2 separate regions of the Homo sapiens genome follow, and region 1 is linked to region 2. Evidence: read pairs that join two places in POLR2A ChIA-PET (ENCODE). Cell type or tissue: PC-9. All regions are shown on one strand. Each heading gives the region's core, and the rest is flanking DNA. Links, peaks and the distances in the headings are about the cores only. Region 1 overlaps AP1AR (adaptor related protein complex 1 associated regulatory protein). Region 2 has its middle 6.8 kb from the start of NEUROG2-AS1.

Region 1 (5,314 bases), core at 1-5,000, 230 kb after region 2:
TTCACGAATTCACCTTTTTAATAGTATCCATGTACATAATAAAATCAAAGTTTAATTAGCCATTTTCTTTGAATTTTTTTCTAAATAAGGGAAATAACTGTTCTTGGGCCACTTTACAGAGATAAATGTATGTGAATGTTTATGATAAACGCTTAAATATTTCTAAAATATTAACTTCAAAAAAGTCTTTTTCAGTTCTTAAATAAAAATTTATTTATTTAAGATACTTATTCGACTTATCTTAACTAAGGTAGCTATGAATGTTAAGTAGATGAGGTAACCATTCAGTTAAGTTAAATTGTAGCATTGCCAGGTAGTGAGGCTCACTGTACAATTTTCCAGGTAAATGAAATTTCCTGTAGTAAGAGGTCCGTATTTTTGTAACAGCCTTTTAAAAATGCTTTTGGGAACCCTCCAGCCTCTTACCAAAAGAGGCTTTAAACCTCATCTTGATTCAGACTGTCAGTCTATTCCTGGGCAGTAGTATGTGATGTCCAGCACCCTAACCCCGACTCCCCAGCCCTGGGACTATTCCAGTAGAGTGAAATATTTGTCCCTGTACAAAGTGGCCTGAATGACTGTTGGAGTTCCTGTGTCTGGTTTTCCTGTTTATTCCCTGTGATGCCCAGAGTAATGGCCCATCCAAAGATGTCCAGATGTCCATGTGCTAGTCTCCAGAACTTGTAACTGTGTTGTTATGTGGCAAAGGGGAATGAAGGCTGCAGATGGAAGTAAAATAGATTATGCTGGATTATCTGGGTGTGCCCAATTGATCACCGGATCCGTAAAAGTGGAAGAGAGGCAGATCAGGATGTCAGCGTGATGAGGTGTGAGACAGACTTGACTTGCTGTTGCTGGGAGGAAGGGGAGGTCATGAGCCAAGGAATGTGGACAGTCTCTTGAAGCTGGAAAGTGTGCATTGGACATCTGGAAGCCAGAAAAGACAAAGAAATATCCAGAAAGGAACAAAGTCTTGTGGACACCTTGATTTTGGTCCAGTGAGAATATGTTTGACTTGTTAACCTACAAAACTTTATGATGATAAATTTGTGTTGGTCGTAAGCCACTAAATCACAGTAATTTGTTATAGCAGCAGATAGAAAACTAATATACTCCCTTTAATATAAGGTTATCTACTATTGATTCTTTCTAGGATTTTAGCTTCTGGTCTGATGTGGGTTTACAGCCAGATCACCCGGCTTGAATTGCTTACAGTGTGTAGTCTCATGGTAAAGGCGTTCTATGAGTGAAGTGTATATACTTTAATGTGTGTATACTGTCACATTTTGACTATTTTGGAAGACTTTCACCTCTGTTTCTTGTCTTTGAGGCTGATGAATGTGTTTCTAAGTTATAAATTTAATATTAAGGGATTCATGTATTATTGTTATTGAATCCAAACAATGTGTTAAGTAATATTTAGGGCCAGAAAAATCTTGTACAGAATAATGATTTCTCCTAATGTAAATCTTGGAAAGGGTTTTGTTCAACTTGAGAAATATTAAATTTTTTATTCTATTTTCTTTTCTTCAAAGATTGGCAAAGGAGAGAGTGGGTTGCTAAAAGTTTATATTGTTCTCCAAAGAATAGAAACACTTTCCATAGCCCAACTCCGGTAGTAAATAATAATGAACGCTTTAATAATGAAAGAGCAATTGGTTAGTATTAGAATTGTTTTGATTACAAAGTTAGCATCTCTGCCTGAGCTACCCAACCCCAAAGCGGGGTTGTTAGAGGAAAGCTACCATATTTCATAGAACCGAGGAAGGAATGCAGCAGACCTCAGGTGAGATTCGAATGCTCTGGCTCTGACCCTCAATGCATATTGGCTCCATGGCCACCTGTAGCTCCCAAGTTTTACACGTTATTGATCCCCCAAAGAGACCTGATCTCTTGATTTCAGTTCCAGGGACGGGTCAGCTTGGGTCAGGTGCCCACCCCTTCACCAATCAACTTGTCTCAGGTAACGCAGTCACATTATATAATGGCTGCTCTGGTCAGTGATCATGTGGATAGATACAGCATTTTCTCAAAAAAATGGTCACAGGGGTGGGGGTGGGGCAAACAAAAATATTGGTGTTTGATACAAGGTACTGAAGCTAAGATGTGAAACCTTCCATATACACTTTAAGGACTTCTTTGTCCCTGGAAAGTGATTTTTCTGGGGCTCCTTAGGTAGAGAGGTGTATTAATGGTGCCAGTGTTAGAATCCTTGGCAGTCTCTTCTTGAACCTGCAACTCCAGTGGTTAAATCTCATAGGCCATATAACCATTTTCTAGAGAATTCTGTTCCTACTATCTAATGCAGTAACTGACTTAAAAGTAAGTATTACTGTTAGACTCTAACATAAGTGGTGGTATTTGTTTTAATGGAGGTGGGATCAGGTATGTGTTCACTTAAGCTTTACATTAAAAAAAAATTTATATGTGTAAATAAATATATATGCCTTGTAGAAAAATTAGCCATAATCTTACTACCAGAAGAGAACTACTGTTAACTTTGTGTGTGTGTATATGTGGTGGATGGTTTTATGTTACCTCCTGGCTCTTTTTATGTTTCCAATTCTCTAACACTTGTTTAATTAATTACTTATATTATTAAGATAACAGGCTTTGTTATTATTTTACTAAGTGGACCATGATTGAAACTATCAGTCTCCATTTCAGGTGGTGACCAAGATGAGCCCTACGACAAGTGGGTGGAATTTAATAGGTTTCTAGTTGGTATGGGTTGTCCTCAGATCCAACCTATTCAACCTACATGAAAATACTTATTTGTCCTTTACCTCTTAAGCAATGAACTTAGGGCTGGGAGCACTGGTGAAGAAACTGGGATGGCATTAGGTTCAGCTCTGTTGCTGGTTTCATAATTTTGTTGCTGATGGAAGGCTACCAAGGGACTAGAGATGAACCAGTTTGGCCCTGCTTAGTGGCAACAGTAAAATAACTGCTTGAAGGCCCAAATCAAGACAGTGACTTTTTTTTTTTTTTTTAGACTACTCAAGTGCAGTAGTCAGAAGGGGGGAAAAGAGTAGAACAAGAAATTCAATCTGTAACTGACTATGAACAATCAACTGAGCTAATTCAACAGTGACATTTTAAAACAGAAAACTTCTGAGATTAGACAGTCACAATAAGGTGTGACAATGAAATTTCCCCTTAGTTCACAGTACCTTTTTATAATAATATCACTTTCGGCATCTTGAAAGTTTTTTAATCCTTCAAAGTTAGGTTAGACACATTCTTTTTTTTTTTGAGTCAGAGTTTCGCTCTTGTTGCCCAGGCTAGAGTGCAATGGCGCGATCTCGGCTCACTACAACCTCTGCCTCCCGGGTTCAAGCAATTCTCCTGCCTCAGCCTCCAGAGTAGCTAGGATTACAGGCATGCTCCACCACGCCTGGCTAATTTTGTATTTTTAGTAGAGATGGGATTTCTCCGTGTTGGTCAGGCTGCTCTTGAACTCCTGACCTCAGGTGATCTGCCTGTCTTGGCCTCCCAAAGTGCTGGGATTACAGGCATGAGCCACCGCACCCGCCCAGGTTAGACACATTCTTTTTAATAGCTAAGCAAAAAAATCCCCTGAAGCCCCCAAAACTCTGAAAACAATACTGACCTAATTTCTACCGGAAAGAATTGTACAGTGTTGAGTGTGGGCTCTGAGTCATACTGCTTGGGTTTATCTACCATTCCTGTAATTTGACATAACTCAGATTCCTTTTTTGAAAAACAAGGATTAAATAGTGCCTCCTTCATAGGGTCTCTGTGAATATCAGAGATAAAGTATGTAGTCTCCTTACCACAGCATTTACACACAGTACCTGCTCCTCTGAGTAGCATGGGGCAGAGTTAGGTCCTCATTTTTAATGGTCTCATATAAGATTTCTGAACTACAGAGGACATTACTATATCTGGGTAGGAGGAAATAAATCTTTAAATTTGAAATAATAATATACAATTTTAAATATCATTTTCCAAATTTAATTTCATTTTCACCTTTAATATTTCCTAAGGATTCAAGAATCAGATGCAGGGATTCTGTTTCTCTCCATTTTTATTGTTATTGTTGTTGTTGTTTTACATTTAGGATTTCAATGTGGAATCTCAGATTTCTTTTGTGAACTCCTTTACTGTCAGACAATTAACCAGAAATACCAAATAAATGAAGATGGGAAAACACTACATATTTAACATAAAATCTTTTTTAGATGTCTGTATTCTCAAGAAATTATGATTAGGACATGTTTACATAGTTAAACGAAACCTCTGGCCTCTGCTAGAAAAATATATTTATCTATTGAAAAAAAAGCGGGCATAATTCCAAAATATATCATTTCAAAAGTTCTAGTGTTACCAGTGGTGAGTATGGGCACGCTCCATAGTCCTTGATCTTTGTCTTCTTGGGAGAAAGAATTCAGCCAAGAGACAGAATTATATTTAAGGCAGAAACAAGAGTTTATTGAAGCAAAAAAAAGTACACTTGGATGGAACGAAGGGGGACGTCAAAAGATTGAGTACCCAGCTTGACCTTTGTCTTAGGGCTCTTAGAGATTTATTATTTCCTATTTTTTTCCCCATCTCTTCCCTCCCTGTATGTGCAGTGGTTTGCCAGTATCTGGAAGGGCCTTTTGGTGATTGAAGTTATGCACATGCTCTCTTAGGGCAATTTTCCCTTACTGGGCTAGCACTCCCGGCCAAGCCCCATGGGAAGGTCATATATTTGTCAAACTCTGTCATTTTGCCCCTTACTGCGCATGTCTGGTCATGCCCCCAGAGGAAGGCCAAACTCTGCCATCTTAAATTCTTATTGGGAAGTTGTTGCCCATGAGCTCAAGATGTCTCCTGTTAGATTTTCCCTTCCCTGTCACCAGCCCTCACAGTCTTTGTGGCGCTGTCCTGCCCTGTTCATATCTGCCTATCTACTCTAAAGCTAGTATCTTTTAAATAAAAACCCTTCTATAACTCCACATCCCCTTCCAGCTACCCCATTTCTCTGCTCTCTTTTCAAATTGTCTGCATTAGCTGTTCTTTATTCTTCATCCCCAACTCCCCAGTTTCCATCCCTTCATTTGTGTAACTGTCTCCAAATGCAACTAAAGCAGCGGACCTCTTTTCAAAGCATTTGCTATTGTTGAGCCCTCTTATTTCCTGGCTCCTGTGACACTATTCTCTGGTTCCTGCATTCCTCCTGTATCTGTTTCTTTTGACGACTGTTTCACTACCCCCAACTTCTAAATGTCAACACTTAGTGGGGCTTTTCTGCCTATGTGCTCCCCTGGGGTGAACTCAGCTGGTTTAATGACTTAAAATACCATTT
Region 2 (5,382 bases), core at 144-5,143:
GAGGAAAAAAAAAGTAGAGAGGCGGACTGCCAACCGCTGGGCCCGCCACGGGAGCCGGACCTAGGCTCAGCCGGAGGCAGGAGGAGGGGCTGAGGCTTCCCGGGCCCGCAGCACCTGGACCAGAGCCGGATGGGCGCTCCTGGTGTCCCAGCTGAGGCGAAGGCCCTGGGCGGCTTTGGCCAGGAGGGAGGAAGGACCCATTCGGCACTTCCCAAAGCCTAGTCCGATGGCCCAGGAAGGGCGTTTAGACCCAAGGCCGGCTTCAGCTGCCCACCCGCCAGTCTGGGTCACAGGCTGCTAAAGGGCCGGGCTTGAGGGCGAGGCTGGGAGCTGCGGCGCCCCCACCCGCTGGGTACACCCCCCTGCATTGCACACCCTTGAGCTGGTTGTGACTTCTGGGCACCGACACCTGGAACCGGTTAAAAGCGCCTCCTCCTCACCGCCAGCCTCGGTCTTCCCCGAGCCCCCTCGGGCTCCCAAGCGAGCTTTGAATGTATTAATTAAATAAAGCGGGCAGCTCTTGAATCGCGCCAATGCAGTGCGCTCCCGGGAGCGTGAAAGTCCCGGCCTCCGAATCTGCAAAAGAAATGTGTGAAAAGAGAATTAGTGAAATTAGGTTAGACCAATAAAACGTGAGGGCTCCAATACCCCCCTTTCTCGCTCCCCCAGCCTGGGGCTAGAAGGGCTATCTGGTCTGATCTATTGTTTCCTGCCCTGGCAGGGGGTTCATTGTGTGATAAATAATTCCCCCTCCATTTTCTTTTATTCTTAAAAAAAATGGGTATTTGCATAATCAGTGCTTTGATGTGGCCAGAAATCGGAGGTTTGGTCTCCCCAAGTCTGCTATTGGTAGCGAAGCAACAAAGCTAGATCCAGATCTTTCACTTCGCTGACAGTGTGTGGGGCAGATTGTCAGAAATAGCAGCGTTAAGCTGCTGCCTTCTTTTTTAAGGACCACTTTAATGATTAAACTTAAGGAATGTCCAAAAAAGGAGGGATGAAAGACCAGCTTTCTCATCACTCCACGGACACACCCCGCCCCCCGCCCCCCCCCCCATGCTTCTTATTATTCTCTGCAGTTTCTTTTCCAAAGCGCTTGGTTTGGGGGATGGTGCATCTCCCTTGGGGCCGCCCCACGTGGCACCGAGTGGGCATCGGCAGGGGTCCCCTAGGGCCAAGGAGGGGCCAGGTCTGCAGGAGCGGTTCTCCTTGCCCCCAACGCGTTTTTCCTTCCCCAGTTTGATTTTTCCAGCCGGGATGGGGTTCATCTTATGGAGGACGTTGAAGTGAGTCGCTCTTTAGTCCCCGAGTGGAATGAGTGGGGGTTGGGGGGTTCCCTGGGAACGCAGCTTGGAGGCAGTTTCAGATGGTCCCCGACAGGAGAGGCGAGCAAAGAAATTCAGTCATCCGGAAAGCAGAACGCGAAAGCCAGTGTGGCCGGACCTATTATTTCCCTGCAAGGTGGCGTGAGTCGGGAGGATGGAATGGGGAAGAATCCTGATGGTGTGTGCGTTACAACAAACGACTTTTTTCCCCCTCTCGGTGCCAGGGTCGGGGGAGGGGAGACAGGGGTGGTTCTGTCTGCTTTCGCTAGCATTCTCTGCTTCTCCAGCTGCTCAGAGCGCGAAGGGGGAAATGCCAACTTGGATTACTGACTGAGAACACCGCGTGAAAGGCCAGGCCTCCCTGATTACCCGGGCAGGCGCCGGCTTCGCGCTCCAGCCTGGAGAGGTGTCAACCGCGTGAGAGATGCTCGGCCTCCCGGGATCCAAATTGGAGATGGAATCAGAGATGGAAGGGGGAAAGGAGGAGGATCCTTGAAACACCTGCACGCCCACGGTCCCACTCCTTCTCCTCCTCGGCCCCGCATCTCACCGAACTGACCCCAGGCCATTCTTCAGATGTCCCAGCAGCTTTTGGATCGCAGAGCTTCAGCGGTAGTTAGCTCATCGTGAATTCTCTTTTTACTTGGTTATCTTTGCTTTTACTTTTCAAGGCTGTAACTATATAAGCATTCGGTTTTCTGCATATTCACTTTCTTACAAAACAAAAGTTACATATTTCTTAGGAAATAAAAGAACCCAGGATCCACAGTTCCTCCCAATGGAAACATATTTTTAAGGCTCGACTTTGGGGGCAGCTGTTTAGATTCGTGTTACCTGGCAGACTCTACTTACTGCACATGGAAGTCCAGCCGTGCAAGAAATCAAGAGGCAACATGTTAAAGTTATTTCCAAAGGACACATCTCCTAGAGTAGCCTGTTTGGACTGCAGCTGGCTTTTTAAATATTCAATACGGAGTGTATATCTTCTCTGATAGATCTTGTCGAATTGTACAGCAGGTTGTGTCACCAATGTTTATCTCCATTTCTTTCTATTGATTCCATTATCACCTTCTCTTTGTTTCCATCTGCACTCAAATCGTCGATTCCACTTACAGTCCTTTTTGCTCCATAACTAAAGGCATACGTGGAGACGTTAAACAATGGAGCAAAGAACCAAAACCTTTCACCTATCTTATTTGATGTAGAAAGGATTAAATAAAGGTGCTGAAGTCCACGTAAAATGGAAACAGGAAGCCTTAAAATATGGAGAGAGCTGGGGGCTGGTTTCCATGGCAGCAGCTTGCAATAAAGCCTAATGCCAAGTGACAAAGAGGTCATCTTCGTTTTCAAACGTGTTTATGATCCCTTTGTGTATTGTATGTTGGCATAAAAGCTTCTCCGCAGGGTCAGGGCTCCGCGGGCAGCTCTATGACTCTCAAGGGGGTTTATTGCCTCCTTGGCATAAGAATAGCCAAAAGAAGCCAAACTAGTGCCAGTGTGACAAAAGAGTAACCCCACAGGCTTGCCATTGCTTTCTTTCCATTTCTTTTTTTTTTTTGCAGTACATAAATCTTGCTATGCATTGAAGTAATCAAACACGAAGGATTCTGAGATAAGTTTAGTTTAATCTTGTTTTTTTTTTCAAACTTTTACATCTACTGAAACATCATATATAAACCAATACAAGAAGGTGGATTCAATATGAGGAAGGTTGATTCAATATGATTTATTTATTTTTGCCTTACTTTCCAGATAATCTTGGGAAAGAACTCAAGTGAGATAAAACGTTGAACATACCTGTGAAACTAAAGGAAAGACTAGCTGTAAATTTCAGATAATCATTGTATTAATACTTTTTTTCATATCACAGTGCATAGACTGTGATCAAAAAGGTGTTTTTAAAAATCAAACCTATCTAGACCAGATGTGGTGGCTAACGTCTGTAATCCCAGAACTTTGGGAGGCTGAAGCGGGAGGATCACTTGAGGCTGGGAGTTCGAGACCAGCTTGGCCAACATGTTGAAACCCCTCTCTACTAAAAATACAAAAATTAGCCAGGCTGGTGGCGACACCTGTAATCCCAGCTACTCAGGAGGCTGAGGCAGGAGAATTGCTTAAACCCTGGAGGCAGAGGTTGCAGTGAGACGAGATCGCACCACTGGACTCCAGCCTGGGCGACAGAGTGAGACCCTATCTCAAAATAAATAAATAAGGGCCGGGCGCAGAGGCTCACGCCTGTAATCCCAGCACTTTGGGAGGCCGAGGCAAGCGGATCATCTGAGGTCAGGAGTTCAAGACCAGCCTGGCCAACATGGTGAAACCCGGTCTCTAACAAAAAAATACAAAAATTAGCCAGGCGTGGTGGCCCGCACCTGTAATCCCAGCTACTCAGGAGGCTGAGGCAGAAGAATCACTTGAATCCGGGAAGCTGAGGTTGCAGTGAGCTGAAATCGCACCACTGCACTCCAGCCTGGGCAACAAGAGTGAAAACTCCATCTCAAAAAAAAAAAAAAAAAAAAAAAAAGTTAAAAAAAATCCTATCTAAGTTAATATTTCCCCTAACCCTCAAAATTACCATGGCAACAGCTTGGAAGCAGACGAGAAAAAAACATAATTTTGCTGGAAAAACAGTAAAGAACTCAGAAGTCCTGAGTTCACATCCAGTGTTTCTCTTGAATTAGGAGATGATTTTGGACTATATCTCTGTGTGACATTGGGCATGTGCACGGGCAAACACGTCCAGTAGAGTTTTTCATGGTATCTGCAATAGAAACTCCTTGCTGTAATTTTCAGTAGATGTAGGAGACTCCATCTGACATTTTCAATTATTATTCTGTCAGCAAACAATTTTTAAGGGGGTTCAGTTCTCCTTGAGTAGCCGGCATCTCAGGTTTTTCTGTTCTACACTGGGGAGAGTTTTCTAAATGTCTGAGAGTTTTCAGAACCATTTTGTTTTGAACTATAGGAGGTGAAGCTGAACTGATGAAGGCACTGGCCAGTTGTACCCTCCTCACCTCCACATTACTCTGTATCTTGCCTACACTTTCATAACACATGCATGGTGTGGTAATTACCATAATACCTTACAAAGCAGATTGGAGAAAATATTTGTGGTGCCAATGACTGGATATAGTTCTCCCGGTAACCAGGTAATTGCTGCCTCTGCTTATTTCTTTTTTTCTTTTTTATCTTTTTTTTGAGACAGGATGTCACTCTGTCACCCAGGTTAGAGGGTAGTGGCACAATCCTGGGTCACTGTAGCCTCCGTCTCCTGGGCTCAAGCGATTCTTCCATGTTAGCCTCCTGAGTAGCTGGGACTTCAGGCATACACCGCCACGCCTAGCTAATCTTTTAAAAATTTTTCATAGAGATGAGGCCTCCCCTATGTTTCCCAGTGGGCTCAAGCAACCCTCCCACTTCAGCTTCCCAAAGTGCTGGGATTATAGGCATGGCTACTGCTCCAGCCCACTTCTTTTTTTCTTTGAGATGGAGTCGCCAAGGCTGGAGTGCAGTGACACGATCTTGGTTCACTGCAGTCTCCGCTTCCCAGGTTCAAGGGATTCTTATGCCTCACCTTTCCATGTATGTGGGATTACAGGCACATGCCACCACACCTGGCTAATTTTTGTATTTCTGGTAGATGGGGTTTCACCATGTTAGCCAAGGCTGGTCTCAAACTCCTGGCCTCAAGTGATTCGCCCGCCTCAGCCTCCCAAAGTGCTGGGATTACAGGCATGAGCTGTGGTGCCCGGCCTCCTTCTTGAACTTTCTAAGGAAAAAAGTCAAAGGTTCAATTTTCTTCAATACCTTTTTTCCCCCTACCCCAGCAAAGTGAGTGAAACTCTCCCCAAGGGCATTTTGATTCTAATGTTACCATATTTTTGGTAAGGGACTAGAAAGAGAGTATTCATAAATATTGAGCTTCTCCACCCTTTTGTACTCATGACACACTTTCAAATTCTAGAAATTTTGTTAGCAAATTGGAAAGGATTACAAGTCTCAAGGCAACATTAAACAAGGCAACAATGATTACACCATGCAGTGTCTCACTGGCATC

Evidence for each region. ChIA-PET counts read pairs that join two places held together with the same protein. Peaks named below come from ENCODE experiments on the same cell type or tissue, not always from the same donor. Only the 100,000 strongest peaks of a DNase experiment are listed, where the experiment ranks them.
Region 1: POLR2A ChIA-PET joins it to region 2 with 15 read pairs; 7 of 35 experiments call an interaction of 5 or more read pairs at or near these places.

What each region holds. Positions count from the first base shown.
Region 1 is chr4:112,271,830-112,277,143 of GRCh38, reverse strand. It overlaps AP1AR (adaptor related protein complex 1 associated regulatory protein), which reads right to left. Exons shown (of 10, transcript NM_018569.6): 10 at 4,034-5,314. TIFA (TRAF interacting protein with forkhead associated domain) reads left to right here. Exons shown (of 2, transcript NM_052864.3): 2 at 1-2,607. Among named protein-coding and RNA genes, the nearest start is that of TIFA, 11 kb to the left of the region's middle. In PC-9, for the core only: no CTCF peak of the experiment used is centred there; no DNase peak of the experiment used is centred there; H3K27ac peaks cover 1,163 bases.
Region 2 is chr4:112,505,861-112,511,242 of GRCh38, reverse strand. No RefSeq gene overlaps it. Among named protein-coding and RNA genes, the nearest start is that of NEUROG2-AS1, 6.8 kb to the left of the region's middle. RefSeq lists an enhancer at 1,581-2,245. In PC-9, for the core only: no CTCF peak of the experiment used is centred there; no DNase peak of the experiment used is centred there; H3K27me3 peaks cover 658 bases.